Regions from separate parts of the Homo sapiens genome. Here region 2 is linked to region 1. The links are chromatin loops, found by intact Hi-C in ENCODE. Cell type or tissue: ascending aorta. All regions are shown on one strand. Each heading gives the region's core, and the rest is flanking DNA. Links, peaks and the distances in the headings are about the cores only. Region 1 holds the start of TBX2 (T-box transcription factor 2). Region 2 overlaps BCAS3 (BCAS3 microtubule associated cell migration factor).

The links. Peaks named below come from ENCODE experiments on the same cell type or tissue, not always from the same donor. Only the 100,000 strongest peaks of a DNase experiment are listed, where the experiment ranks them.
Region 2: it touches region 1 in a loop (7-fold over the local background); 11 of 110 quality-filtered maps call a loop at or near these places.

The regions. Positions count from the first base shown.
Region 1 is chr17:61,392,675-61,405,583 of GRCh38, forward strand. TBX2 (T-box transcription factor 2) reads left to right here and starts at 7,169. Exons shown (of 7, transcript NM_005994.4): 1 at 7,169-7,897; 2 at 9,010-9,277; 3 at 10,387-10,533; 4 at 11,747-11,823; 5 at 11,932-12,095; 6 at 12,528-12,909. The coding sequence starts at 7,503. TBX2-AS1 (TBX2 antisense RNA 1) reads right to left here and starts at 6,932. Exons shown (of 2, transcript NR_125751.1): 1 at 6,565-6,932; 2 at 782-1,073. BCAS3 (BCAS3 microtubule associated cell migration factor) reads left to right here. Exons shown (of 24, transcript NM_017679.5): 24 at 1-157. RefSeq lists enhancers at 4,454-5,005, 12,734-12,909, promoters at 6,126-7,386, 7,006-7,253 and a cis regulatory region at 7,242-7,253. In ascending aorta, for the core only: a CTCF peak has its summit at 6,809; DNase peaks (open chromatin) are centred at 4,137, 4,317, 7,087, 7,757 and 4 weaker places; H3K4me3 peaks cover 8,000 bases; H3K27ac peaks cover 8,000 bases; H3K27me3 peaks cover 743 bases.
Region 2 is chr17:61,194,017-61,210,884 of GRCh38, forward strand. The region is part of intron 22 of BCAS3 (BCAS3 microtubule associated cell migration factor); the gene reads left to right. Among named protein-coding and RNA genes, the nearest start is that of BCAS3-AS1, 66 kb to the left of the region's middle. In ascending aorta, for the core only: no CTCF peak of the experiment used is centred there; DNase peaks (open chromatin) are centred at 6,500, 7,325, 7,869 and 9,933; H3K4me3 peaks cover 1,939 bases; H3K27ac peaks cover 6,836 bases.

The sequences.
Region 1 (12,909 bases), core at 3,328-11,327:
TTTCTTTCCCCATCTGTTCATGGGAAGAGTTTGTCTTTCTTATCTTTAAGCCCCTTTACCCTGGTCCTGTACTGATCAGTGAAGGAAACCGTGGTTACTGAGGCCCTGTTGAAAAGTGCACGTCTTGTCCAATAAATCACGCTGCAGTTGGTGTCCATCCCTGAGTTGCTGGGGTAAGGGTCCTCTCCAAATGCTGAGCAGAGTCCTATGGCCTGAGTGCCCAGGATCCCAACACCCCCTTTCATGTGCAACTTGGGGGCAGAAGGAGTCAGTGGAGGATTGGAATGGGAAGAACTTTTGTCCTGGAATTTGGATGGGGCCTGATTTAAGAAGCCCATTCTCTAAGCATCTTGCCTGTTACCAGAGGCAATGAGTTCTTGGGGTGCCACAGGGTTGGACCCTCCTCCCTGGGGATCAGGGCTTGCCATGTGCTGGTGGGTTGCTGTCAAGGGGAGAGTCTGGCAAAGCCTCATCTGGGGGGCACCTTGTTGTAATTGCCTCTTTTTAACTCAGAAGATGGAAGGGTGGTCAGGTGAAGGTGGGTATCTCATGAAACCTGGCCGGAACCCTCAGATGACACGTTCCTGATTTTGTCCCCCCGCCCCACCACCACCACTTCCGGACCTAAAGTAAGTGGCAACAGAGACAGGAACAGGGAGAAAAAATGGTGCATTGAGCAGGAAGGAGACGAATGCTAGTCCTTTGCCCCCTTCCCTGGCCCACACTTCCCAGAGACCCCAGGGAGGCCTTGGAGAATGGAAGGAAACCCACAGAGCCAGGTGTGATTTGGGGTAAAGTTTAATGGAAAAGCCGTGGAAACGTTGAGTTCACAAACAGGACTTCCCGTGCAACTGTCCAGCCAGACCTGGGGCAGCTCCTGGGGACCCTGCCCCCTTCACACACACCCATCCCATCCATGGTGCCTGAGAGGCCTTCATCTTCAGTTCCCTCCACCAGATCAGTTGGGCATGTTGGGGGCAGAGATGGAGGGTTGTTGAATCACACTAGGCTCTGTAAGCTGAGAAGACGATCCTGCACAGGGTGGCATAAGCCAGTCCCTCCTGCCAGGGCACCTGCAGGGCGAGAAGTCACATGCCAGACTGAGGCATGCTTGCGAACACTAGCCTGGCCCCAGCAGCAGGGGGTGCTGGAGGAGCTGCAGCTTTTCCCCATCTTGCTGAATTATTGATGGGCCTGGCACTGCCCCTACCCCCAGCTACAGCCATGTTTCAATCAAAAAGGGACAAGGAGGAGAGTGCTACCAGGCTACCTGTGCATGCTGCCCATGGCCTGTCTTCCTGGGGATGGGTTCAGCTGCCCTAGGAAGCATGAGCCCCTCTGAAACCACCCCAGGACACGTGGATGTGGCAGAGACCTTGCTGCCAGGGGCTCTCTCAACCATTCAGGGAACTGGCTGGCAGCTTACAGAGTCAGGAGTCCTCCCTGGCCCGGCCCTTCCCCTCCAGCAGGGGCAAAACAGCTGTGGCCTCCCCCAGGCAGGGAAAGTGGTGGGTGTAGGGCTGGACTTGCCGGCTGAGCTTGCAGGACAATCTGGTTATTCATCTGCTTGAAGTCAGGGCAACTCTTTGAGTATGTGGGGGAAGGGTGAGGATAAGAGAGACCAGATAAGCTGGCCCCACAGCGGCTGCCACTGGAGCTCAGGTTATCAGAAAGGCCTTGGGCCTGGCCTCCGGCTAATTGGGGAGGTTATGGAGCCTGCCATAGCCTGTAATCAGCTGGAAGGGAGAGCTGGGCCCCAGGGTTGGGGACCTTACTGGCCACTGGCCCCAGAGCAGCCGCTTCCTATCCTCTACAGATAACATCCAGGGCAATCTGGGACTCACCCCCAGCCCCAGCAGACCTAATGGTGGCATCATCTGGGAGGGCATCAGAACATGAATCAAACTGTGGCTGATCAGGGGACCTTTAGGAATCCATGTGACCTACCGATTCTCTCGGCACTACCTGGTCAACGGGCAGCTTTACTACGGACTTCCTCTCAATTTGATGAAGGAAAAATACCTTCATGATCTGGAAAGAGGCCGGTGGGAGCCAGCGTGGCAACTGAAGGAGCAAGAGTACTGTCTGAGATGAGAAAAGGCACGGTGGGCCTGAGGCCAATTCAAGCACACAAGCTCAAACACCAGGGCCAGCCCCTCTGTCAAGGAGCAGAGGCCAGGCTAGGCAGCCACCAGTCTGGAAGTGTATATGGTTTCTCAGTGGTAATTTTTTATTTTCACAATTCAGGGACTCATGAAACTAGAAAGTACCTGAGAGTTCTGTTCGAGCCTCATTTTTTTTGCAGATGACAAGCAAGCCTGAGCCCCAGAGAAGGGCAGGGCCTTGCCCAAGGTCACAAAGTCACACGCCTAGTGAGCCTATCCCTGTCTGCACCTGGCTGCTTCACACCCTGGCCAGTTCCCTTAGAGGGACCCAAATCCGAACTGACCTCCCTGTCCTGTGCCCCTATCCCATCCAGAATGCTGACCCCACTGATCCCCATCCTGACTCCATCAGGCTTCCTGCCTGGGCTGAGAGACTGAATTTGCAGCTGCTCCCTTGCCCCTGTGTAGCTGGAAGGCAGCCCTCCCACTGCAGACCTAGAACTGGAGGCTCTAGAGGCAAAGGGACAGTGCATCCTGTATGTCTCGAATTCAGAGCAAGAGCCCAGGGGAGGGTGGCAGCCCTGGCATCTCAGGATCACCTTGCTGTAGGAGCAGGGGTAGGCAGCTCAGCAGCACCGGCTTCTTAGGAGTGGGTTTGGACTTGCTCTCTTTAAGGTCCCAGGGTCCCATCCCAGCTCTGCCACCAGCAGGTACGTGGCCTTGGGTACATGACTGCACCTCTGGGATTCAGGGTCCTCATGTGTAAAGGAGGGAGTGGAGGGGAGAGAGCAGCATGCCCTTCCGAAGGCGCGACAGAGCAGAAGCAGGCAGAGGGGAAGCTGCGGGTCCACAAGGCAAACCCATGGTTCGAGGGGAAGTTGACAGCCAGGCCAGGTGCCCCTTAGCAGGGATGGGGAGGGCGGAGGCGGCACAGCTGGAGCCCGGATTGTGGCACGCCGTCACCGTGCTGCTCCGGGGAATCCCGACCCGCTCCCTGCGAAAGCGTTTCCGAACGCGAACCCAGAGCCTGTGAACGCGCCGGCAAGCCCCCCACTCCCCCACCGCCGCCCGTCGCAGGTGGGCCCGTCCTAGGGGTCCTTCCTGCGCTCTACCCCGTCTCTCAAGTCACTCAGTCGATCGCCCCGTTCACGCTCCCGTGATCCCAGACATCCATAACCACGATCTCGCCTCCATGCACATCCAACGCACGACGGTGCACAGACGTGCACCTGACTTCTGCGGACCAGGTGTCTCAAGCGTACAGCGGCCACCCGCGGAACCGCGGCCCGGGGCCAGTGAGTCGTCTGCAGCTCCCCGGGTTAGGGGATTCCCCAGAACTCCGGGAAAGTCACCCGAAGTCCATCCGGGATGCGGCCTTGGTTCTCGGCCGCGTGATCTCGCCCTTAGGTGCAGAACGACGCCCTTCCAGGGCCCACAGCTGCCAGGCTGGGCCTTGCCCTCGCATCCCCCGGGAAGACCAGGGACGGGGCCACACAGGCCGTGGCTGCGGAGACGCTTCCCCGGGCCACCCCGCGACCAGGAGGGAGTCGAGCCGCCCGCTCTCCCCGCGTCCCCCGCCCCATCCCAGCCAGTTGGCCCCACCCTGCGCGGGATAATTGGGACGGGAGGGAGGCGACGGGAGGGCGGCGGCTCCAGAGAGACTGCGCGCCTGTCAGCGGCAATTTGTTTAAGTGGACGGGACGGGCCGGGCCGCTGCGGGCTGGGGTCACCGAGGCCGCGGCCCCCACCCCAACCAGACCTGGGACCGCGGGGGAGCCCGGTCCGGCCGCTAAACCGGGCTGGCTGGCGCCAGGGCTCCGGGAGGTGCGGTCCGGCGGGGAAGCCGTGATGGGAAGCGACTCTGTCCAGGGAGTGTCCTTCACCACCACACTCCTCACGTCCAGGCAGTGATCGACGGCCTGGCGGCACCCTCACAGCGGGCCCATAGCACGGGGCCACACACGTCCCCTGAGCTTAGCCTGGGCACATTCGTCTGCCACCGAGGGCTTAAGCCAGTCTGCAGCCCGCGCCCCGTCACTCGGACGCAAGTCCGTCGTCCGCTCTGCCACGCGGCCGCACAGCCCGAGCTTCCTGCTGCCCACTGCCCGCGGGGTCACGCAACCCCGGCCCTGCACACAGAGGAGGAAGCGGCGGGGACCCCCTGCCACCTGGAGGCTCAACCCGGGGAAGGTCCCAGCAGTGCCCCTTAACCCTGCGAGAGGTGACGGGGCCGGAGGACGGAAGGGCAGCCACGCCAGGCTCAGGACCGCGGCCCCACCCGGCCCAGGCCGTCCCCGCTCCCGCCCCATTTCACTGTTGCGGGAAGCGCGGGGCGCACAGACCGCGCGCCACCAGCCCAAGCCCGCCCGACGCCCTGGCCGGAGACCGCCTGCGAGAGGGAGGGGCGGCCGAGCGCGCGTCCCCCGCCTGTCTGCGGGACCTGGCCGATGCGAAGTGACAGGGGCCGGAGCTTTGTTGTGGAGCCTCGGCCGCCTGGCGCCAGCCGCCCCCGCCCGCGCCCTCCCCCTCCAGCCCCGGGCGGCCCGCGAGGCGCCCCCCGGGGCCTCTTAAAGGAACACGCACACTCGGCCCCCGGGGCTCCGCCAGGGGAGGGGGTTCCTGGGAAGGGGGAGGGGGCCGGCCTAGGTGGGGGAGGGGCCCAGCGGAGGCCTCACGGCGCCGCTCCAGGGCCTCCCAGGCCTCCCCAGCGCCAGCTTTCGGTGAGCCTCGGGCATTCCTAGCTGGAGAGTTTGGCTGGGGGTCGCTACAGACTCTTCAGAGCGGCTGCAGCAGGACCTCAGGGTGATCGCGGGACCGCGGGGCGGGGCGAGTGGTGGGATCCTGGCCCGGACAGAGCCCCGGAAAGCCAGAGGGAAGGTCGGTGCCACTGTAGGTGGGGTCGCCGTCCCCAGATGCAGCCGCTGCACTGTCGCCGCCAGGTTTCTCGGTCAAATAACCCAGGCCTGAGTGTTTCAAACTCTTCAGGCCTCGGACCCCTGGACCAGCTATGGATGGACTAATGAAATGGACTAATGTCTAAAACGCACACATTTAGATGTACACATACTCTTACAAGGACAAAAGTATGTGTCTACACACACACACACACACACACACACACACACGCGCGCGCGCGCGCGCGCGACTTTGCGAATGTATTCACGGATTCCTAGGCCGGTACCTGGGTTCCCGGCTAAGGAAAGCTGCCCTGGTTATTATCTGGTCACCTCACCGGCTGCGCAAACGTGTCCACAACGGGTCCCTCCCCGAGAGGCCACATCTCGCCTAAGGTGGAGCCAGCAGGTATTTGCCTGTGGAAAACTGCAGTGGATCCTGCCCCGTCTGCGTAGACTGCGCAGCTCGGAGTCAAAGATTCGTTCTGGCCAGAGAGGAGGTACTAAGAGAGGTGCGACCTAGCCAAGAACGAGGTCGTGGAGAAAACCCTGTGGGGGCGGCGCTCACATATGCGGTGATGAGGAGTTGTGAGGGCCCTGGGGTCGGCCCCGAAAAGTAGGGATAACGGTCGCAGAGGCCATACTGCTTCCGCCGGTCCCGAATCCGCACTGCCAGGAGAGATCCGGCCTTCAAACGCTGCTCCCAACGTTCAACAACGAAGTGCCCTGCGACCGGTGTGCGCAGTGGGCGGGCGCCTGCATGGGTCAATGTTGGATGTACGCGCCCACCACGCGGTTGTACGGGTGGGAATGTCACCCGTGGCTAGTGCATGCTCTGTCTTTTCCTTCAGAAAACGACCTTCAGGAATCAGCCTGAGTGTTCGCGCCCGAGCCCGATTGGAAGCAGGTGCGTGGTCGCTTCACTCTCCCCGTGCACACCTTGAGTTATAGCTCTCGCTGCGCACAGAGGGCACCACACGGGGCCCGACACACACACACACACACACACACACACACACACACACACACACACCATCACTTCATGGGGGGGAAACTGAGGCTGCCGGAAGACAGAAAACGAAGACTGATCACAGAAGAGGGGGCTTCAATCACAGGTGCTCGCAGACACCCCAACTCCCTCACGCGTTACTCAGCACTCCTTAACTTAGGAGACGTGCGCTTCCGAGAGATGAGAAGAAACTAAAAAAGTGGTTGGCAGGGCGAAGAGAGGAAGCCGGTATTTCGGAAGAAGGAGACTTTCGTCTCCGGTACCGGATAGGGCGAAAATTCGTTGGGTCGCGGGTGGAGAATCCGGGGTCCGCCCGCGCGGTGCCGCCCTGTGCTCAGCGAAAGGTGCGCTCACCTTCCTGGCCCCGAGGATCCGCTCCTCCCGGCCGCTGGAAAGCTCAGGGCGGGGCCCGGGCCTGCGGAGAACTCCAGGTTCCTTCCGAGTCTTCCGGTGAAGGCGGGCGCGGGTAGGGGGTCCCCGCGTTTCCCCAGCGCAAGGCCGCGTCCCGCTCCCGCCCGCGCCGGCCCCAGCAGGGCTCGGCCATGGCTCCACTCACCAGCTCCCGCCACCTGGGATCCGCTCCCGGACCTCGGCCGCCCGAGCCTCCCGACTCGCCCGCCCACCGGCCTCGCTTTCCAGTGCCTGCTGTCTCTTTCCGGGGCGCAGGGACCCCCAGGCGGCGCCACGACCCGGAGCTGGGTCGGAGGCCAGGCTGGGGCTCGGGCCAGAGCGGCCGGGCCTCTGGGCGCGGGAGAAGGAGGGCGCCCCCTCTCCGCTCGGGGTCGTGTCAATGCTTTGCACTTGGGGCCGGCGTGCGGCTGCGGGTCCTTCCCCAAGGCCCCGGGACCCGGGCTCCCCTCGCCTCAGGCCCTTTCGGCGGGTCAGGTCGGCCCTCCGCGCTCTCCAGTCCGGCGCAGGCAGCCGCAGGCGCGGGCGGGCGGTGGGGGCCGGGGCAGGAGGAGGGGTCTCGGGGCCCGGCGGCCCGTCATTGGTTAATATTTTATTCTGTTGACATGTTTTCTTACTGCTGAGGCTTCCGACACCTTCTCCCAGGCCCCCCCTCCCGGCCGGAGCTTGGCCTGAGCTGTCAAAACCCCGCCCCCGGAGACCCACAATTGGTCCAAAAAGCGTAAAATCAGCAATCAAGGGGGGCCTGGCTCGTTAGCGCAGGGGATCCGAGCTGGGCAGGACATGTGAGATAGTCACAGTTTTCCAGAGATCACGACAAGATCTAACCAGTCGCGCGTGGTCCCCGGCGCCGGAGCGGGCCAGCTCAGCCCGGCCCAGCCCGGCCCCGCGCAGAGCCCCCGCCGCCCCCGCGCACAGAGCCGGGTGCCCCTTGCGGTGCGCCGGACGGGAAGCCCCGAGGAGCAGCTGCTGCGCCCGCCACCCGGGTCGTCCGTCCACCGCGCGCGCCGCCGCCCGGGCCGGGGGTCCGAGCCGCGCGCCCCCGGCCCCGGCCCCGGCCCCCGGGCGCCTGGGCCGGATGTCCCGATGAGAGAGCCGGCGCTGGCGGCCAGCGCCATGGCTTACCACCCGTTCCACGCGCCACGGCCCGCCGACTTCCCCATGTCCGCCTTTCTGGCGGCGGCGCAGCCCTCCTTCTTCCCGGCACTCGCGCTGCCGCCCGGCGCGCTGGCCAAGCCGCTGCCCGACCCGGGCCTGGCGGGGGCGGCGGCCGCGGCGGCGGCGGCGGCAGCAGCGGCCGAGGCGGGGCTGCACGTCTCGGCACTGGGCCCGCACCCGCCCGCCGCGCATCTGCGCTCCCTCAAGAGCCTGGAGCCCGAGGACGAGGTGGAGGACGACCCCAAGGTGACGCTGGAGGCCAAGGAGCTGTGGGACCAGTTCCACAAGCTAGGCACGGAGATGGTCATCACCAAGTCCGGGAGGTAGGGCTGCCGGCCGGCTGGAAGGCGCGCGGGCGGGCGGGCGGGCTGGGGCACGGGACTGCACGGATCAGAGCAGAGCTGGGGACTCCCGGCTCCCGGCTCCCGGCTCCAGGTTCTGGCCCTGACGCCACGCTTCGCTCCCACGGACAACCAAGTTGACTTTTCTCGTTTGGCACCGGAGCGATTTTTTTTTAAAACAAAAACGCTAAAATCCTCCGAATGAAATAAAACGAAAACATACTGCTAAAGAATAGCCCCAACCGTTCTGAGTCCCAGCGCAGAGGAGGCCCCGCGGCTTGGCCCTGGCGGTCTCCTCCGCCCCGCGCTCTCGCTCTTCTGCGTCCGGGTCCGTCTCCGAGCTCGGGGGAAATTCAGCCTCTCTCAGACTCTGCTCCGACCCCGAAGCCCCTAGTGGGACCTGGGCCCAGCTAACCCCACGCTGGTTGCTCGGTTCCTGGCAGCGAGCCCCGGGTCAGCCGAGCCCTCCGCCTCACCGGGCTGGGAGCCCTTTCTCCACCGCGGGCATCCGAGCCCTGGACGCATCCGCCGCCCCAGGCCTTAAAGCCTGAAGAAAGCCACAGCCCCGGCCCCTCCACCCTTCGACTCAGCCACCGAGAATCCAGGCCTCGGGTTCACCCTCTTCCCCCGAACTGCACGGCCAGGATGTCTTATCAGGCTCTGTAGCCCAGTTCCCAATACAAACACCCTCCAGATTTATTTCTGGGAGCTTCCGTCCCAAGTGGGTATTTCCCCTGAACGAATTTCGGGGAGATTAAGGAGAAGCGAGAATATTTCTAGAGGGCCTAGACTTCTCTCCTGGGCATCAGCTTTCATCTCAGATCAGGGAGAAAGAGGGTCCCCAGATCTGAGCACAAGGCCTAAAGGAGGCTGTTTAGGAGAGGGTCTGACAGGCAGAAATGGGATCTCCTGGGAGCAACAACCACAGGTGGGGTCGTCCGGGCAGTGATGAGAGGGCAGAGCAGCCGACCACAGGGGAAACAGCCAGGCGGCAGCGGTGTGCGCAACGAGGAGGGATAAATAAAGGAGGAGTGGGGTCCTGGAACCTAGAACAGCCGGTTCCAATGGGATCTCCTCCCTTCCCTCCCTCCCAGGCGGATGTTCCCCCCCTTCAAGGTGCGAGTCAGCGGCCTGGACAAGAAGGCCAAGTATATCCTGCTGATGGACATTGTAGCCGCTGACGATTGCCGCTATAAGTTCCACAACTCGCGCTGGATGGTGGCGGGCAAGGCCGACCCTGAGATGCCCAAACGCATGTACATCCACCCAGACAGCCCAGCCACGGGGGAGCAGTGGATGGCTAAGCCTGTGGCCTTCCACAAGCTGAAGCTGACCAACAACATCTCTGACAAGCACGGCTTCGTGAGTGTTGGGGCAGGGTGGGGACGGTGCAGGAGCTTGTTGACCCAGCACTGCAGCTGAGCAGGAGAGCAGGGCGGCAGGATCTCCCAGGGGGAAGCGCTGGGCAAACCCCCAGAGTGCCCCTGCCCGGGTCACTGCCCTGTGGTCTACGTGGGCTGGGCCTGGGCCTGGGCCCCAGCGCTCTCCTTTGCAAGCCTGGGAAATGGTGGGGTCAGTGGCTGGCAGCTCACAATCTCAGTTCCTCAGGCCGTGGAGGGTCCCTTGTACCGTCAATAGGGAGGCAGGTGCTGCCAGGACTGGGTCTGCAGTGCTGGACCACGGAGGTCACCCTGCTCTTGGCCTGTAGGTGCCGAGCTTGGAAGACCTGCCCATGACCTCAACTTGTCCATCACCCTTCTGCCAAGACCCGCGTCCCTGGCCCTCCCCCAAGACTAGGGGATTTAAAAGTTAAACCACCCTCCCCACCCACCCCCCCAGCCTCCCTAAGACCTTTCCCTCCTCCCACAGGCAGATGCCCAACTAGGAGGAGAGGGTTTGGGGGTTCTCTCCATTTATGCCTGAGCAAGGCCCCAGCGAACGGGGGTGGTGTTTCATAGGGTAAAAGGAACTGCCCATTCTGAGGTAGGGCAGTTGGTGAGCCCCCGAAGGTTGGAATCTCCTCTTTGTGGGGTTAGGGGGTTTACCAGTGCCAGAAAGGAAGAGAGTGTTAAGAGTGGAATTGTAGGGCTCTGTTTTGTTTTATTTTGTTTGGGTTTCTTTTGTGGGGAGGGGTTGTTTTTTGGTTGGTTTTTTTGTTTTGTTTTTTGTTTTGTTTTGTTTTTGCTCTGTCTCATTTCTGTTTCCAACTGGGAAATTTTTTTTAATGGCAAGAGAAAAAGAAGCTGTGAAAAGAGAAAAGCGAGAGGAAAAGTAGAAGAAAAAGAAATAAGGGTGAGAAAAGAGCAGAGACAGGAGAAAATGGGGAAGAGGAAGAACCGATAGAGAGAGAGAGAGAGAGAGAGAGAGAGAGAGAGAGAGAGAAAGTGGAGAGGAAGAGGTCAGGTACCCAAAGAATAGAAAAGCTCGGGCCGGGGCTGGTGGCTGCCGGCTGACCCCCACCCTCCCCGCAGACCATCCTAAACTCCATGCACAAGTACCAGCCGCGCTTCCACATAGTGCGAGCCAACGACATCCTGAAGCTGCCTTACAGCACCTTCCGCACCTACGTGTTCCCGGAGACCGACTTCATCGCCGTCACTGCCTACCAGAATGACAAGGTGCGCGCGGCGGGCGGTGGGCTAAGCCCCTGCACTGACGCCCCTCAACACGTGCAGGCCCAACCGTCCGTTCATCGCCCCTCGAAGCCCCCTGCACGGGATCCGCGCTCTTGCGGCCCGCCCCCGAGCACCGAGCCTCGCATCCATACGCGCAGCACTCACGGAAGTCCTCAAGGCGCCCTCTCAATCCCACCGCGCGCACACACAGGCTCCCCTGGGGCGAGCGAACAGCTGGGCCGTCGTTCTGATGGAGATGTTTACTTAACAATTAGCTGAGACTCCGGGCCCGCGCTGACATTTTTACATTTTATTCGTTTATTTCTTGGCTCAGGAATGAGAATGTAAGTGAAGAGAGGGCGCCCGAGGCAATCTGCCCAGGCTCTACCGATGCTCAGAACCCGGGGCCCAGTTTTCACTCTCTCGGGGGGAGCCAGAGGGTGGGACAGGTGACACAGCCCCCCAAAGCACTCCTGGCTACTGCTCTGGGTCAGTCTAGGCCCCAGACCCCTTGGGAGGCGCTTAGAGAATTACCTTCCAATCAAAGGGCTTTTTCTGCTTGCGGCTTCTCCACCCTTGTTCTAGTGGGGCAGAGCATCACCCCTCTAGGCCTGTGCCCTTGTGCGCCACTGTCGAGTGAAAGAGAGGGTACGAGTGTCCGTGCCGGTCGTTGTGGCTTTGTGAACCAAGGTGTACGCTGGGCTGTGCGTGCCCCGTTTGGGGTGTGTTGGATACCTGTGGAGGCATGTGAATTCGTTTGGTTCCGTAGGCGTTTGTTATGTCTGTGCACACTTGCGTGTGTGCGAGCCCGTGAGTGTGATTTGGCTTTGTGTGTACCTGCAGCCTTGCGTGTGAACTGCAGTCTCTGTTCGCGCCTGCTCGGGTGCGGAGTCGTTTAACTTGCGCAAGCCCGCGGGCGGGTGTGCATGCTTGGGCTGGTTCCGACACTGTGGCACTGCTTTAGGCCTGTGTGGGGCTGTCTAGGCCTGTCTAGGGATAATTCCTCGAATGAAGCTTTTGGAGGACAGACCCCGTCGCTTTCCGCGAGGCCCTCCCACCGGCCTCAGCTCGGGGCGTCCCATCCCAGGCGGGTGGGTACCAAGTGGACGCTCCCCGGGTCTTCCCTCTGCGGCCAGCACCCGCTGACCTCGGGGTGCCACCGACCACGCTGGAAGAGCCACGGCCTGACTTAGCGCCGCCCCCTTGGTCCCCGCAGATCACACAGCTGAAGATCGACAACAACCCGTTTGCCAAGGGCTTCCGGGACACCGGGAACGGCCGGCGGGAGAAAAGGTGAGAGGCCGAGGACAGCAGCCCTGTGGCGGGTGCCCGCGGGAGCAGCGAGCAGGAGGGATGGAGGGATGGGCTCCCCGCTGACCTGGTTCATCCGCTCATCCCCAGGAAGCAGCTGACGCTGCCGTCTCTACGCTTGTACGAGGAGCACTGCAAACCCGAGCGCGATGGCGCGGAGTCAGACGCCTCGTCGTGCGACCCTCCCCCCGCGCGGGAACCACCCACCTCCCCGGGCGCAGCGCCCAGTCCGCTGCGCCTGCACCGGGCCCGAGGTGAGGGTCGGACCGGAGGAGGGACAGGGAGGTGGCGGCGGGGGGTCCTCAGGTCGCTGGGCTGGTCTTTTGCTGAGCCACCCGCTAACCTGAAAGGCCAGGAAGGAAACGTCGGCGAGTGTCTGGGATGGGGTTTCCGTCCCGGGACTCCCCTACGAGGGCGGTCCCCGGTAGCCAGAAGATCCGGCCGGACTCCGAGCCTGGCCCCTTGGGCGCCGTGTAATTCTATAGCTGTAGGGTTTCCTCTCCAGGGCTGGGTTCCTTCCACTGTAAATCTGGGGTCTTGGATTAGGTGACCTGCAGCTGCCCTTTGCCCGACTCCAGCAGCTCCTCCGACTCGGCCTCCCCGAGAGCAGCCCTTCCCGAGTGTCCCTGATCCTGCTCGTCGGCCTCCGCCCAGGCCCCTGTAATCCGCGCGCCCTCTCCCCGCAGCTGAGGAGAAGTCGTGCGCCGCGGACAGCGACCCGGAGCCTGAGCGGTTGAGCGAGGAGCGTGCGGGGGCGCCGCTAGGCCGCAGCCCGGCTCCAGACAGCGCCAGCCCCACTCGCTTGACCGAACCCGAGCGCGCCCGGGAGCGGCGTAGTCCCGAGAGGGGCAAGGAGCCGGCCGAGAGCGGCGGGGACGGCCCGTTCGGCCTGAGGAGCCTGGAGAAGGAGCGCGCCGAAGCTCGGAGGAAGGACGAGGGGCGCAAGGAGGCGGCCGAGGGCAAGGAGCAGGGCCTGGCGCCGCTGGTGGTGCAGACAGACAGTGCGTCCCCCCTGGGCGCCGGACACCTGCCCGGCCTGGCCTTTTCCAGCCACTTGCACGGGCAGCA
Region 2 (16,868 bases), core at 3,845-11,844, 200 kb before region 1:
TGAGGCAGGAGAGTCACTTGAACCCAGGAGGCACAGGTTGCAGTGAGCCAAGATCGTGCCACTGCACTCCAGCCTGGGTGACAGAGCGAGACCCTGTCTCAGAAAAAGAAAAGAAAGGAAAGGCAGGGAGGGGAGGGGAGAGGAGGGGAATCTGCAGATTGTGCTATTAGCTCGTATTAGTGGTGTCAAATTTTAAGTCAGATTCTGCTGTAAGCAACAAATGGCTTCATTCTTTCCTCACTATTACAAATGCGAGACAGAGAAAGAAAACATGGCCTTGTAATGTCACAGACTTTGTCATTGGTTAACCCGAGTTCAGAGAGGCTTCCAAATCACATCAGTTAATTCCCCCAGCAAGTGAAAGCTGACTGAAATTATGAGCTGCCTTTAAAGCAATTCTAGCCCTCAAGCTTGTGAGGAGTCATAAAGATATACTAACTAAGCCGGGCGCAGTGGCTCACTCCTGTAATCTAGCACTTTGGGAGGCCAAGGCGGGTGGATCACCTGAGGTCGGGAGTTCGAGACCAGCCTGGCCAATATGGTGAAACCCTGTCTCTACTAAAACATACACAAATTAGTCAGGTGTGGTGGTGGGCAACTGTAATCCCAGCTACTCAGAAGGCTGAGGCAGGAGAATCACTTAAACCTGAGAGGCAGAGGTTGCAGTGAGCCGAGATTGTGCCATTGCACTCCTGCCTGGGCAACAAGAGCAAGACTCTGTCTCAAAAAAAAAAAAAAAAAAGATATACTAACTATGTGACTCTTAGATTCATAGGCTAAATTTCCTTTTGGATTGTTTTTCAAAGACTGAAAATGCCTATATTAGGAAATATCTTCACTTTCCATCTCCAGCTCCCCTATTTGTCAGTTCTTCTATTCTGACCCCTAAGATGTGGTTCACATTTTAATTACAGTTACATATGGCAGTCTCCATCCACCATAGCCAGCCAGCCTGCAGGCTTGAAGAGAATGAAGGAGAGCCTAATACTGCCTTCTTTCTGACAAGCTCTCATGGAGCTTTCACAGTTAAGACTCTGTCGATCTGTTGCAATGACTGAAGTGTCCTGTAAATGATCACTTATTACAAATGTTCAGGTAGATGTGTCACTTTAAGCATTAACAATTTATTTTTAACTACATTTCTTTATTCTTTACATATACCAATTGTGCTTATGCCCAGAAGGACTGGATACAGTATGTGAAAGCTGTAAAAATTGGCTGTTCATTCTCTTCTCATTTAACCGCAGATGAAATATTGGTTGTCCAGGATAAATCATCCTTAATGGGATATTTATACTCTTTCCACCAAACACTGTGCATCTCTCCACCAGCCGTACTCTCCCTATTTCCTTTTATTTTCCCAGACAAGGTCTCATTCTGTTGTCTAGGCTGGTGTGCAATGGTGCAATCATGGCTCACTGCAGCCTCAACCTCCTGGGCTCAGGTGATCCTCCTACCTCAGCCTCCCAAGTAGCTGGGACTGTAGGCATGAGCCACCATGCCCTGCTAAACTTTTCTTTTTCTTTCTTTTTTTTTTTTTTGTAGAGACAGGGTTTTGCCATGTTGCCCAGGCTGGTCTCAAACTCCTGTGCTCAAGTGATCCGCCCACCTTGGCTTCCCAAAGTGCTGGGATTACAAAGGTGTGAGCCACCGCACCCGGCCCCCCTCGTTTTTTAAAGATGGAATTTCTCTCTCTTTCTCAGGCTGGACTCAGACTCCTAGACTGAAAGCTATCCTCTCACCTCAGCCTCCCAAGTAGCTGAGACTTATTTATAAACTTTCCAGTTAATTGTGACTACAGTTATGCACAGATTAAACATAGGTTTATTCTGGTTGGTAATGATCATAAAGAATGATCTGACTGGCTATCTTTGGGAATGATTGTTTGTAGACTGTAGTAAAGATGAAAAGTCCAAACTGATTTTTATCTTTTTGTGCTGTTAAAGTATAAGGATCTAGAATTTTTATTTATGGACATTGATGTCAGAAGCATATGTAGGTAGTTTTAAAACTGAAAATATAGCTTGTTTTTACCTCTCATCTAACTTTGGAGACCACAGTCGCCTTTGCAGATCTATCTAGACAACTTCTGAGGTTTATTCAAGCCTCATTTGTTGCTGCTCTAAATTCTTGCTCTGACCCTATCTGAAATCAGTGTAGTCTGAACTACTAGAGAGACGTTATTCCGTAACACAGTGAATCTCAGAATTTATTTTTTCAACTGATACTTCCAGCTCTGGATTCTGTGACATTTGCCCAAAGGGAAACACCGGTCCCTTGGATTACACTGTGCATCCATTGTCTGAACTGTCACAGCAATAGCGCGTAAAGCTGTTTGCATAGCGTGCTAACTCTATCAGGGTCATTTCCAGTCTGTGGCCGCTAAAAATGAAAACCATGCCCCAGCCGGGACAAGAACAGGGTCAACAGCTGGCAAAGGATATGGCAATCATTTATATAAATATGCTTTCTCAAGCCCACAAAAACAAAAAACCCCAACCCAACAGCTGGGAAGGGTTGGAAGTAGCCCCAAGGCTGGTTAGTCCCCTTCCAGATGGGGAGGTTAGACTGGGGCTAGCCAGACTGCTCCACATAGACTTCCGATTCGAATTAGAAATGAAAAGAGGAGAGGAAAGGGAAAAGGAAGAAAGCCTACAAGCATGACTGCTCTGCTTTTCACCTAACTTAATCAAATAAGTGAAGACTTTCTGAGACGGAAGGCTTGCATTTATCGGCATTCATGCTCCGTTTTTTCTGTTTATCATAGGGTCTAATACACATTTTAACTGCTGAAACAGAAAGCATATATGCTCTAAAGTATAGTTTATATATAATGTCATGGTTATTTGTAGAGAGATTGAAGAACCGGTCTCAGATTTATGTCCTGTTTACATCTCCCAAACACTTATGTAGAACATTCAATGCTAGAGAAGATAATAATTGTGGTGTTGGCTCACTCCCAGAATTTTATCCAAGGGATAGGGTTCATTTTTGTAATTTGATTTACTTCATAATACATCGTTATTGCACATCTAATATATCCAACAGAATAACAAATACCGTTTTCCTGGGTTCACCTTAAGGTTGCATACCATGAGGCAAAGTATTATTTTTGTAACCTGTTGATGCTTCAAGAGGCAAAGGTGAAGAGTATATGACTTTCAAACTCTTCCAAGAGTGACATAGTAAAATAAAAGACACCACAGTGATGAAGAAAAAATTTGTTCTCATTATCTAGAAAAGGGCCGCTTCTTCCTAATAATGGAGAGTTCTGCTGAAGCCAAATTGAATGGCAAGCAGCACTTTCTTCCTCTCCAGTCTTACGTTTGCTTAAGGAAAAGCTTACATAATGAATACATTTATAGGTGTAGGATGAGCTCATGATATCAGAATCCATAAAGATATATAAATTAGGCTCTTTTGCCAACATTGAGGCATTGTCTTAGAGAATCTTCTGCTTTGACATAGAAGTTAGGTAATGCATTTTCCTTCTTGTAATGATCTGCCTGAAACAAACATTTAGCCTTACTCGTGGAATGTCAAAACTAGAAGGAACTGTAGTGATCATCTCAGATACCTCCTCTAATGAGTAGTAAAGATCAGAAAGTTAGAATGTGCACAGGGAGGATGCTGTGGACCCCTCAATCAGGTATACATCTTCCAACTATATACACACAGAGGACCCTATACTGAGAAAGAATAGTGCCAAGCCAGTCTGGATAAAGACCCTCGGGAGACCTGAATTATCAAAGCTATCTGCTGATCCCTCAAACACTCAGATTTACTGTGTAATTGTATAAAGTAAATTTCCCACTTTGTTCTGTGGCCCTATAGTATCAAAACAAATGTTTCTCAAGCATCAACACTTTATTAGAAATTCTCATGACTTCTAGATGTGGTTTTGGTCATTTCCATAGATAAGTAATAAGATGAGTGTGTTAGGTGTTGGCTCTGAAAGTCTATCCCATCTATCTATATAGTAATGAATATTAGATTTTAAGCTTGTTGGGGGCAAGAAAAGTAGGTCATCTTCATGTTTATATCCACTGAGTCTGGCACATATGAGTACTTAGTGGATGTTTGCTGATATGCGATTAAGATAAAGTGCAAGATATGTTTTTTTTTTTTCTTTTTTTTTTTTTGAGACGGAGTCTCACTCTGTCCCCCAGGCTGGAGTGCAGTGGCCCAATCTCAGCTTACTGCAAGCTCCACCTCCCAGGTTCATGCCATTCTCCTGCCTCAGCCTCCCAAGTAGCTGGGACTACAGGCGCCAGCCACCACACCCAGCTAATTTTTTGCATTTTTAGTAGAGATGGGGTTTCACCGTGTTAGCCAGGATGTTCTCGATCTCCTGACCTCGTGATCCACCCGCCTCGGACTCCCAAAGTGCTGGGATTACAGGCCTGAGCCACTGTGCCCAGCCCGATATGTTGATTTTCAAATAATTCATTAATTTAAGTATTTTCTTCTATAATAGCTACAACAATTTTATACTAAAACTTTTGGGGGGAAGGGCCATTACCTTAATTTACACAATAGATCAGTTAAGTTTTGCAAGAAGGTGAAAGTAGACAAACATGTTTTTGACACATTGTTATTGCTATTCCTGCGGTCTTTGATTCTGACCCATTTTTAGCTTCTGTGCATTTACTTTTAGTTAATCTGTTTGATTTGAATACACTGTTCAGTTAGTCTCAAACACTTTCTTAGCATTTATCTTCAAACCTTAAGTGTAAAAATGAGACAGAGGCTTAGAGGTGTCCTCGGAATTTTAGAACTAACGGTTTAATTTCCTGACTCTTAGAGTCCAAATGTTTTCTTAGATTGATGTGGATTGGTTTAACGTAATTGGAAGTTTGAAAGGTACATGTTTCTAAAGCTTTTAAGATAATGATACTTAGAAATCACTGATTGTTCCTTGATGATGAATGCCTTTAATATATGTTTACAAGCTCCAAAACTTTTAATATATCTTACCATACTCTGATTACTAGAAATATATAAATGAAACCAACATTTCTCTATCCTGGAAAAAAAGTGTCCAGTAGAGTCTGTCCTTCCTGAGCTTAGTTAAAGCAATTCTTGTATCTTTGTTTTATATTTTTTAACCTTTTCCAATCCTTAATACATTTGTGGTCTTACTGGGATATGCCAGGAAGAAATTTCTTCCTTCTATTTCTTCTCCCTCTTTTTAGCTGTCTACTGTATACCATGTAGAACCACAAAATGCATGTTTTTATCTGTTCTGTTGTGTAGAATGTATATGCTGCCAGCCAGCCTTACTCTTTCCTCTCTACACTGCCACAGCTACAACTGCTTCCCTGTCAAACATTAGAAAAACACAGGTGGGCACCTAGTGCATGGTGTTACAGTAAAGACAACTCGACATCATACTGACTACAAATTACCTCCCCTAGTTTAAAGGCAAATAGTAGCTATCACAACCAAATTTAGAATGTGACACCATTGTTTAGGTGTATGTGATTCATTTTTATTATCTAATCACATATTTTTTTCCCTTCTAATTTGTGCCCTGACTGCACCTTGTGAAAGGTTAGAACTGGGATAATAACTGTGATGAACAAGTTATTCAAGAAATACTTGCAAGGTGGACAATGTTAACTTTGAACAGTGAACACAAAGGGTAATGAATTACTAATACCATAGTTCCCTTCTCAAACAGCAGTGACAGCTTAATTTTGATAGGATCCCTATGATCTTTGTAAGCGTATTCATGCCAGGAATGTTGTCCTCAGCAATAGATCCTATCTCTATCCCTTTTCCAAAAGCCCGGTAAAGTTAGTTTGCTTAAAACTACCTGAAAATGTCTTTCTAGACATCCACCTTACTGCAGGGCCCTAGGGTCATAACCTCTTAACCTTACGGGTTATAGGTCTCTTGCTTTTTGATCTTTCTTGGTTCTTTAGTTTTTGCCTACTTCCTCCACAACATTCAAGCCTTGTTATATAAGGAAATTGGAAACACCAATTTTGGATGAGATAAGTTACCCTTTCTTCCAGAATAATCCAAAAAGATGATTTTAAATAGAAACATGCTTGGGAAAAATTTAGCAAAACTACAGCATCCTGTCTAAGCCAGTTTGAAGTTGCCCCCCTTCATTTCTTATCCTCTTTATAAAAAACAAAACAAAACCAACTTAGAACTTACTGTTGACTTAGTGATAAAGTTTTTATTCAGGTCCCAAAGGCAGCTTGCTTGAGACATCAGAAGGAGTCAGAGTGGTCTGAGCGAATGAGAAGGAGATTAATATTAATACAATTAGTTAGTTAGCTTATTATTCTTGCCTTACTGGGCAGTACACTGTTTGATAATAGTGACAACTAACATCAATTTGGCACTTACTATTGACAAAGCATTATTTATTATTTTATAGCCATAGCAACTTGGTAAAGGAGAGATTATTATTCTTATTTCATAATAAAGGAACCTGAGCTTCAGAAAGGGCCCTCGGCTTGCCGAAGGCCGTATGGTAAATCAATGACCGAGCTGGTGTGGAATGTTAGCCTCCTGGATCCTGATCGTTCAGCCTCCGAAACATTCCTACTGAAGAGGCATTAGGACTAGAGCGTATTTCTTTTGATTATCAATGCGGGTGGTAGTGAGGTATCCTCAGCTGTTTGGCTGGCTCTCTTATTATATTAGTATCTTTTTACTATTATCTTGCTTCTGTTTCAGCCAAAATTTGGATTTTGTTTCTTTGCCACACCCATAGGATCAGGTACAGTTAACCTGTTTGAGCCTAATAATCAAGTATTGTACTGAAATTCCAAATAGAATTGGAAAATGTACTTTTTTGATGGGCTACCTTTCCTCTTTCCTGCCTCATCCAAACAGTCTCCATTAGAAATAATAAAAACCCTCATAGGATTTTAAAGCCAAGTTAGCAGCCCTGAGTCAGGACAGGTGTTTATTTTTAATTCATACTCAGAAAGCACTGTTTACCCATTTACCAGACAGAGCAAGAAAGGACAAATAGTATATATAAAAAAAAAAAGAATTATAGGTCATACAGTTGTCTTTTCATTCCATAAAAATTAGGAGGTCTCTTTTAAAACATTAAGATAATGTTGAAATAAATACATTTTAACCCGAACCTAAAACCAAACAATGACAGGAATATTTCTCCTTAAATGCAGACTACCTGGCATTCGCAGGTATCTGCTAGAGGCAAAGTCAGAACGAATGAGGAGGCCTGCAGACAGTAATCATACTTCCATCTCATGGAAATCACCCACTTGCCTGACTCACAAGAGCACTGAAGTGTGTGTGTTTATGTGTGTATTTGTTGTGAATTTGTTTTGATTTTATCAGGCTTGCCAGCTGCATAAGCGGGCAAAGAATGTAATGTGGAAACCATCCATTGCCACTGGAAAAAGGATCCAAGAGGAATTCCTTAAGCTGGGAACATGAGCTGTGAGCAACATGTTTAAATAGCTAAATATCCAAAGTTTGAGTCATGTTCATTTATTTTGGGGGATACACTCTCTTCTTTGAGGCTGAAAGAGTCCTTCTGGCTTAGACTATAACAAATGTGGTGCTGGAGGAGGTGAGAGACTGGAAGCCCTAGCGAGTTTGCTCAGGTTGTGGTTAATGGTGAGAGAGGGTACCATGACCCCCTTCGTGAAGTACGTTCCACGTTCAATCTGAAAAATCCATGGGCTTTTAAAAAAGCCTTTTCTGTACTTTCCAGTGAGGGAGAAAGGTAAGGGAAAGGAAACTAACTTTTTTTTTTTTTTTTTGAGACAGGGTCTCGCTCTGTCGCCCAGGCTGCAGTGCAGTGGCGCAATCTCGGCTCACTGCAACCTCCGCCTCCCGGGTTCAAGTGATTCTCCTGCCTCAGCCTACTAAGTAGCTGGGATTACGGGAATGTGACACCACGCTCGGCTAGTTTTTGTTATTTTTAGTAGAGACCGGGTTTCACCATGTTGATGAAGCTGGTCTCAAACTCCTGACCTCGTGATCCTCCCACCTCAGCCTCCCAAAGTGCTGGGATTACAGGTGTGAGCCACTGTGCCCGGCCTCTTTTTTTTTTTTTTTTTTTTTTTGTAATTTTTATGTGCCAGACACTATTCCAGGTACTTTCAGAAAGGTGGTGATTTTTTTTTTTTTTTTTTTAAAGAGATGGAGTCTCGCTCTGTCTCCCAGGTTGGAGTGCAGTGGTGTGATCTCAGCTCACTACAAGCTCTGCCTCCCGGGTTCACGCCGTTCTCCTGCCTCAGCCTCCTGAGTAGCTGGGACTACAGGCACCCAAAAAGGTGGTGATTTTTCTCCCCATTTTGCGGATGAGGAAACTGATGAGATCTGAAACGATTTGCGCAATCTATCACAGCGAATAAGGTTGGGATGAGGATTTTAACCCAAGATCTGGCTTCAATGCCCATGCTTTTCTTAACTCCCTTGAAGCCTTAACACTCTCAACAAAGAGTTTACTTTCCTTTTTCCCCTCCTCATTTTCTTTTTTTTTTAAAATATTACTTATTTAATTTTTAATGGTCGAGTTTACTTTTCTTCTTATTTTACTTGTGTTTCTTCTAAAGGAGCTGTCTGGGCTAACTACTCCATTGGTTAGAATATGATGCCTTTGAGCCCAAAATCTTGTTTGATCTCAGAATAGGCCAAGTTAATATTTTACAAAGAAAAGCTGAGAATTAAATGGCATCACCATTAGCCTGCCATTGTCAGAAGAATATGAGATGAGCTAAGAGTATATCTGACTCAGAAAAACAACTCAAAAGCATGTCTTGTTGTTCTCAGATGGTCTGAGTTTTCAAAAGAAAAAAGATGATGAGTCAATCGTAGAAATAAATAGCCTAAATATCTCATAGATTAAGTCAATTAAGTAAAGATTCCCCTTATGTATTTGCCCTATTTTAATGTAGGTAATCAAGGTACTGAATTTTTTCTAGACAGGTTGTAGTATCAGCGCAGTGATGAAAGTAGTCTTCCTCTGCTGTGAATTAGGGCTAATATTAAATTTTGTGTGGTTGCTGAAGAAGTTTACTGTGCACTAGCTCTCTCTTCAAAAAAATTATTTAAGTTACATTAAATTTTATTTATTTATGTGTAGCTCCTAGATCTAAAAGGGAATAGTTTTTTCCCCTCACAATTTCAAGACTTCTCTTTTATTCTTCTTTTTTTCGAGACAGTTTCACTCTTGTCACTCAGGCTGGAGTACAATGGCACGATCTTGGCTCACTGCAGCCTCTACTTCCTGGGTTCAAATGATTCTCCTGCCTCAGCCTCCCGAGTTGCTGGGATTACAGGTGCCCGACACCACACCTGGCTAATTTTTGTATTATTAGTAGAAACAGGGTTTCGCCATGTTGGTCAGGCTGGTTTCAAACTCCTGACCTTGTGATCTGCTCACCTCGGCCTCCCAAAGTGCTGGTATCACAGGTGTGAGCCACCGCGCCTGGGCTTCATTACAATTTTTATTTTGTCTTCCTGATTTCTGGGGGATAAGAGGGGAACCAAAAAGATAGTTTATGAAGAACTTAACAGTTTCCACATTGCCATTTCTGTAAAATCAGGAAAAGAACAACAGATGTATTACAGACTAGTTAGGGAGAAAAGTGATCAAAAAACACTTGATATTTTTAAATTCGTGGAAACTTTGAGCTACATATTTTGCCTTCCGTTCATCTTTGTAACCATTTTTTTGTTTCAGGTTGAGTGTGATTCTTTCTTCCCAGCTGGAACTTTCAGCCTTGTCCCCGAGACCAAAAGCTCAATCAGTGTCACTCTGCAGAGAATGTTTTCAGTATACGAGTGTCCTCTCCTTGGCACTCAGTTGGGACAGTCAGCACTGCCCCTGCCCCAGAGCTAATTAACTGCATTGCTATCAGAGCTCTGAAGTGACAGAGGCAAAGGGCAGAGAATGGAACCAAGAGATCATTCAAAATGGGGTTCAAGCTGGGAGGCAGTGCCCGGCCCCCTTCTTTCACAGCTGGGGTTTTGGCAGCCTGTCCTCGGGTTGTTCAGCCTGGTGACCCTAGCCGCCTGTGATTTACTAACTGTTTTACAAATGTTTCCTCGCTCTGGGAGGTTTGATACACTCTTCATCCTCCTCAGCTCACCAGAGTCACTCAGTCTCTGAGCCAAACCTGCCTTTGTTTACAACTTTTCCGGAAATTTTCACAGAGGGAGAGAAACTCTCCCTCCTCTTTCAGTGTTTTATTTTTAAGTCAACACTTTTCTCAAGTTTATTTGTGCTAAACCAAATTCTCCTACAAGGTATTGCTCTGTATTCAAATGGGAATTGCTGCATTTCTATAAATAGAATGAAGGTCATGTGAACGAGTTCAGAAGATTCTAGATATCACATTTTACGGGACCTTTACATTTAGTTCACTATTTTTTGAAAATAATATTCTATGTTTGGATTTGTCTTTTTTTCCCACATTCATATTTGACTGCGCATTATGTGAAAAATTGAATTTGGGAAACATTGAGTGGAATATTTTTTAAGCTGAAATACCCATGTTAAAAATAACAAAATGTGTTGTTGCTTCATCATTGTAACTTTCTTAAAAACAGAATTTATAGCCCCTTTATTAAATATTTCTAGAATATAATTGCCTCTGAAAACACAGTACCAGGGTTTTTTTGTTTTCGTTTTTCTTTAAATCTCATTCCCATTAATTGCTCAGTCTTTACCTTGGCGGAGAATGAAAAACTGCCTTGGAACTTATTAATAAGCATTTAGAAAAACTCGACAAAAAATTAAAGAATTGGCCTGGCATGGTGGCTCATGTCTGTAATCCAAGCACTTTAGGAGGCTGAGGCACGCAGATCAGTTGAGGCCAGGAGTTCGAGACCAGCCTGGGCAACAGGGCAAAACACCTTCTCAACAAAAAATATAGAAATTAGCCTGGCGTGGCGGCACATACCTGTAGTCCCAGCTACTCAGGAGGCTGAAGTGGAAGGATCACCTGAGCCCAGAGAGGTTGAGGCTGCAGTGAGCCATGATTGTGCCAGAGTGAGACCTTGTCTCAAAAAAAATTAAAGAATGACAGGATAAAAATTTAGGGAGGCCGATTCCATCTGCAATCAAAAGCTAACTTTTGGTCCACACTAAGTAAGAAGTATTATTTTTCTCATTTCTACCTATGAAAAAAAGGTTGAAACTGAAAGAAAAAAAAAGGCATTATTTATTTTCCTCCTTTTCTGTCTTCTAGAGCCAGAACAGACAGAATATATCCTAAATTGGATACAGCCAGAGAATAGTTTACTGATAAAATATGTTTTAGGAAGGAAAACTGGTTACATTTCAGCATATACAGCTGGACTTCCTGGTGGGCCTCCCACATTGTCAACATCAGTACCATTTATTTGTTGACCAACAGAAGACCACCAGAATGAGGTATTTTCATTTCTGCATACTTCTAATTCTACAAGAAAGATAGCTGTTGAGAGAGCTAATATCAAGGAAATGGCAAACAAACACCTTAGGTGATCCTGTGTGACATTCAGGAACTATTGCAGACTTCCAGGACTCAAGACAGTCTCCTCAGCCATAATGTCATTGACCTTGACATACTCAGAACAAATTGGTCTGTGTGATTGCTACCACATGCTGTAGCGCCTCCTAACCCTGCCGTTGGTCTGGAGTGAAGCAGAGCAGGAGAAAGGGCTCCTCATCAGAGGATATGCTTCTTTTATGTTCCTTAGACTCTTGCCCAGCATGCTTTTCCCACTCTATTTAGTCTTAAAATGGCTAATTTAAAGTTTCTGAAGCTTTGTAGGAGCCGCAGAGTGTACCTAGTTTTGCCAGGCAAGGACTGAATAGGTGAATAGTCATTGTATTCTTAGGGTGTGAAACTGTTTCGGGAGCAAAAGATAAGGCAAACACAACCAAAAAGACAGCCCTTTTGCTTAGTTAGGAAGATAATTTATGTCCCCAAAGCTCTTTCAGTGATCTGTACCCATCAGACCAGTAGAATTTGAACTTTTTTCCCAACTGAAGAGTCAACTGAGATGAGTAATAAGCACACTCCTCACTTCTGGTTTTCTTTTACGTCTGTAGGTTTTTTTCATTTATATGGAGAACACAAGTCGTAGCCAGTGAAAGTTTGTATAGGCCCCTCTGTTTCTTGCACTCTAGTTATAGGCACTTGCTAAATGTTTCTTGAGTGGATGAATGAATAAGTGAATCCTGGACAGATTGAGATGTATGGGGTGAGTCATAATCCTGGCAAAACCCTAATTAAACACAGTGGAACCATTGCCTTATGCACAGGGCAACCTCAGGCATTCTGCGTTCATCGTGTCTGCAGTGTTCTCCAAATTCTGAAGCAGAGATGTCTAGATGCTTGTTTAGTGCGGAGGGTCACTTTCTTTATATTTTAAAATCAGTAAGGTCATACTTAACTTCGTTTGTACATATTAATATATCCATAAATGTTGGTAGTTCCTTTGGGTACTATGAGTGACTATAATATTAACTAAACTGCATTTTTAGATTAGAAAATTGTGAGGGGGGACCAAGCACAGTGGCTCACACCTGTAATCCCAGCACTTTGGGAGGCCAAGGCGGATGGATCACCCGAGGTCAGGAGTTCGAGACCAGCCTGATCAACGTGGTGAAACCCCCGTCTCTACTAAACTTACAGAAATTAGCCGGGCATGGTTGTGCACACCTGTAATCTCAGCTACTCGGGAGGCTGAAGCAGGAGAATCGCTTGAACCTGGGAGGCAGAGGTTGACGTGAGCCAAGATCTCGCCATTGCACTTCAGCCTGGGCAACAAGAGCGAAACTCTGTCTCAAAAAAAAAAAAAAAAAAAAAAAAAAAATTGTGAAGGGGGAATCCCCTATGAATGTACCAGTTTTTACTTTGATCCAATCAAGTTGTTTTGTATGGTTTGTTGTTTGTTTTTTGGTTTTTGGTGTTTTTTTTTTTAATTTGATTTCTACATGGATTCAAAATAATTTTGTTTGGAAAGAACAGATATGTCAGGGGAAGAAGTGACACGTAAGCTACAACAGAGTATATTTTTCAAGCACCTCTTTATTTGAAGATGCAATATTAGTATTTGTTCTTTCTTAGCACCTTTTCGAAGTTTTCTTCACATGAACTCTTGCAGTGTGCCAAGGATAGCAGAGATGTTTTTCAAACGTTTATTGGCTACACACATAAAAGAACAGAAATTCCTATTTTTCTTCTCTGTCCTTATATTACTATATCACCTGTTCTCCAGCCTATGGGTACAAGTGATTGACATCGTTTTCTTGTCGATAAGTATGATACTTATACATCTGTCTTGTTCTTCTTACTGTCTGTGTATTAATATTTCTAGATGAAGATATATATTAATTCATTTAATCTTCATTATAACTTTAGGATGCAGATACTGTTATTATTCTTTGATAGATGAGGAAACTAAGTTCAAGAAAGATCCCAAATGTGTCCAAGGTTACAAAGACAGTGAATGCATGACTAGATTCAAACCAAGATGCCCTGGCTCCTGAAGCTGTGCTCCTAATCACCAAGCTGTTTCCCATGGCATTCTATTCTGTGAAGGTATTATCATCTAGTTGATGGCTTCCCTATGGATGTTGTCTAACTTTTTTTGCATTTACAAACAAAACTGCAGTGAACATCTTTATACATATTTCCTTGTGCAGTGGTTAGCATCTTAGAAACTTGAATATATCTGCTTCTTAGCCTCCCACCCAAATTTCTATGTTGCTTTAGAATCCAGAGGAGAAAATCCGCCCTCTTACATGGCTCAAAGAAATATGCTCACAGAGTGCCCATTTTTCAGTTTTCTTAGAGTTGTGAGATTTAAACTAAGAGAAATAAGGTACATATATATTTGTGTGTTGCTTAGTGAGAAGTGGTGGGTAGGAATAATTTTTCTGTTTTTGCTGAGATCTTATTAGTAACATGGCTAAAAACATTGGCTTTGCAAAATTCTCAGTCAGATTCTTGCTTTTAAATAGAATTAGAGGGGAAAATTACTATTAGTCTTTTATATGGAAATAACAAAAAACTTAGGAGATAATGTTGATCACATACCCTTTTTTATTATATCTTAGTAACTTATTTAATATTTTAGAAAGTGGCTTATAAAAAATTTATTGATTTCTACTTAGTATTTCAAATCTAAATTCAGGATGGGAAGGTTTCATGAACTTTCCAGAGACTAGTAACTTCCTATTCCACTTTCCTGGGCTTGGTATTTTAGTTATTGTATTGTCTACTCATATATTTGACTTTTCACTGTGTTTCATTTTGTCTAAAGCGGGACTCTTCTCCTCCCAGGGACCAGAGAATTTTCTTCTTGATGTTCTGTTAAAGCCTTGCTAAGCTCTGACTCAGCCTGACTTTAAATCCATAGTTTCATTTTCTAACATTATTAATGATTAATCTTGAAGCACCGAAGAAATGAAATGTGCTAGTAAGTGTCGTTAAAAAACTGAGAGTTTTTCTTCTGTTGTGGACATTTCTTGTCCATAACAGCTTGAGTTTAACTCGAATCTCATTAGCTCAGCTTAATTTGAGGATGTTCTGAAAAGAGAGAGGGAGAAACAAAGCACGTGGTCATCCCAAATGCTAATATCAGAGACTCTCTTTTAAAGCTACTAGGTCCACGCTTCTATGAAGAAAGCAGGTATCCATGTTGTTGATGCTCCCTAGAGAGAGCCTCAGACACATTTTGTTCCCAAACAGAATTAGAAGGAAAAGGTCTGCTTAGCTGTCTTTTCCTGTTTAAAATACAGCTGCCCCTGCAGTAGAGCCCTTGTCAGCTCGCTGGTGCTCTCTGCAAACTTGCAGTGCAAGTCTATGATATAAGTGGTGTAGAGTGGTTTTGTTGCTAAGAGAAAAGTGCTAAAAAGGAAAAAAAAAAAAAAAGGAGGGCCTGTATCTCTTGTGTAGCTCAGATCCTTTGGGTATTTAATGTACAGTTTCAGCAAAAGACACTCAGAATTATACCTCTGGTTGGTTCAAAATTGCTTAAATGTTGAAACATATGGTCTCATGTTCCATTTGTTAGCAAACAACCAGCTGTTCTCAGCCTGCCAAATCCAAGTAAACATCCACTGTGTGGAAGAGTGAATCTGAAATGGTTCAGTAAAAACATAAAAGCTGTTTTTGCTGAAGAAGAAGAAAAAAAAAAGGCCACCCCGAAACAACAGCTAGTGAAAAAAAAAAAAAAATCTTGTTCTGATAACGTCTTTTCCCTGGCTTGCTTACAGTGGACTGTGGAGTAGGAATGACTCTAGAGCCGTTTCAATTTAAAAAGATTTGTAGGCAAACTTGCTGTCCTCTTCTGTTGCTGAAAATCGTGATTGTCTTGGTTACAGTGATTATTTTAATAAAATGCAATTATCTGAATAATTAATGTATTTGACTACTCTACTGTGTCCTCCATTCACAGAGGCCAAAATGTCAAAGATCAAGTAGATTGGGAGAATAGGAAAATTCTCATTATAAAGGCAAGGGGAGGAGGGAAAGGATGAAATATTTGGAATTTCAGTGCAGTGGTTTCTATTTATCCGAAATGTCAAGGGCAGTGTAAAATGTATTTTTAAAATGTGTTTCTGTATGGTTTGTGCCCATTCTTGGCGTGGCTGTGGCTGTACAGAGACCATTGTTCTTTGAGGAATATGAGGGGGTGTCTTTGTCCAAAGTGACAAAAAGAAGACTTGGAAGACTGGGCTTCCTTTGTTCCTGTGCGGTGCTGTAAAATTTGGTTTGAAATTAGGACCTCAGGGAAGGACCTTCAATAGAGAGCTTTCATTTCCTGCCAGCATTTTAATCACTCTGGGGTTTAAAGTGGATGGCCGGCCAGCATAATGGCCCTATGTTTAATAGAACAGCTTGTATCTTGAAGGCCAGTTAAGGGATCTGTCATCCGCCCAATATTCGTCTTTTCTGTTTCCTGTCCATTTATGAAGATCACCCACCCTTTTAGGTGGCTTCCCTGGATCATTTTGTAGGGGAGCTGCTGCCACTGCTTCTTAAAGAGGCTGAACAGAAACCCAGTTGAATGTGGTCCAGTCTTCAGCCCACGCAGGGAAGTTCTGCAGAGTGCTTTAATTAGACACGAAGTTCACCACATTTGGGAGTTGATTCCATCAGTTGTAGAGGGACTGTGTCAGATTTCACAAAAAATATAGAATTGGAAGAAGATTAAAATTTATCCATATCTCAGAATTATTGGCACCTATTGACCTGATATGTGCTCACATCATCACTGTGGTGGATGTTAATGTCATCCTGTCATGCACAGGAGTAACTTATCTCCTGAGGGGTGAAGTAACCTGGTGGGTTTGATCCTGTTGTATACAAAGGAAATTCACAATTTTTCTAATACAGTGGCTTGTTAACTCTGAAGGCAGGCTTCCTTTGGAACCCTTTAGAAATTTACCTTTATAGTTTATGAGATGATATCCAGAACTCCTAAAGGAGTAAATATTGGAGACAAGACTTGAAAGAGAGAGCCAGCAGTAAGAAGTAAGGGTTCTGAATTTCTTTCCCAGCTCATGCCTAGTGGGTAAGAGTAAGATAACATCAGTAAAAGCCTGAGATTCACTAAGTTTTCATGTAGGAACTGTCACTGAAATTGCTCTGTGACCAGGTGCTAAGAATGGCCTTGTGTTGTCAGTAATAGTGAACTGCTTGGCAGAGGTAATTTTAGAGGTAACTATTAAATAGGATCACAAAGTGTTTCCCTAACTGAGTAATAACATACATGAATGAGGGGAGAGAAGGAAGGGACCTTTTCAACTACGAGCACACTCTCTATCCCATCTCATAGCCAGTTGTGCTGCAGACAGACAAAACCAGAGAAGCCGCTTTTCACGGACATTTTTCTTTTTTGCAGATACCTAGGGGTTATCA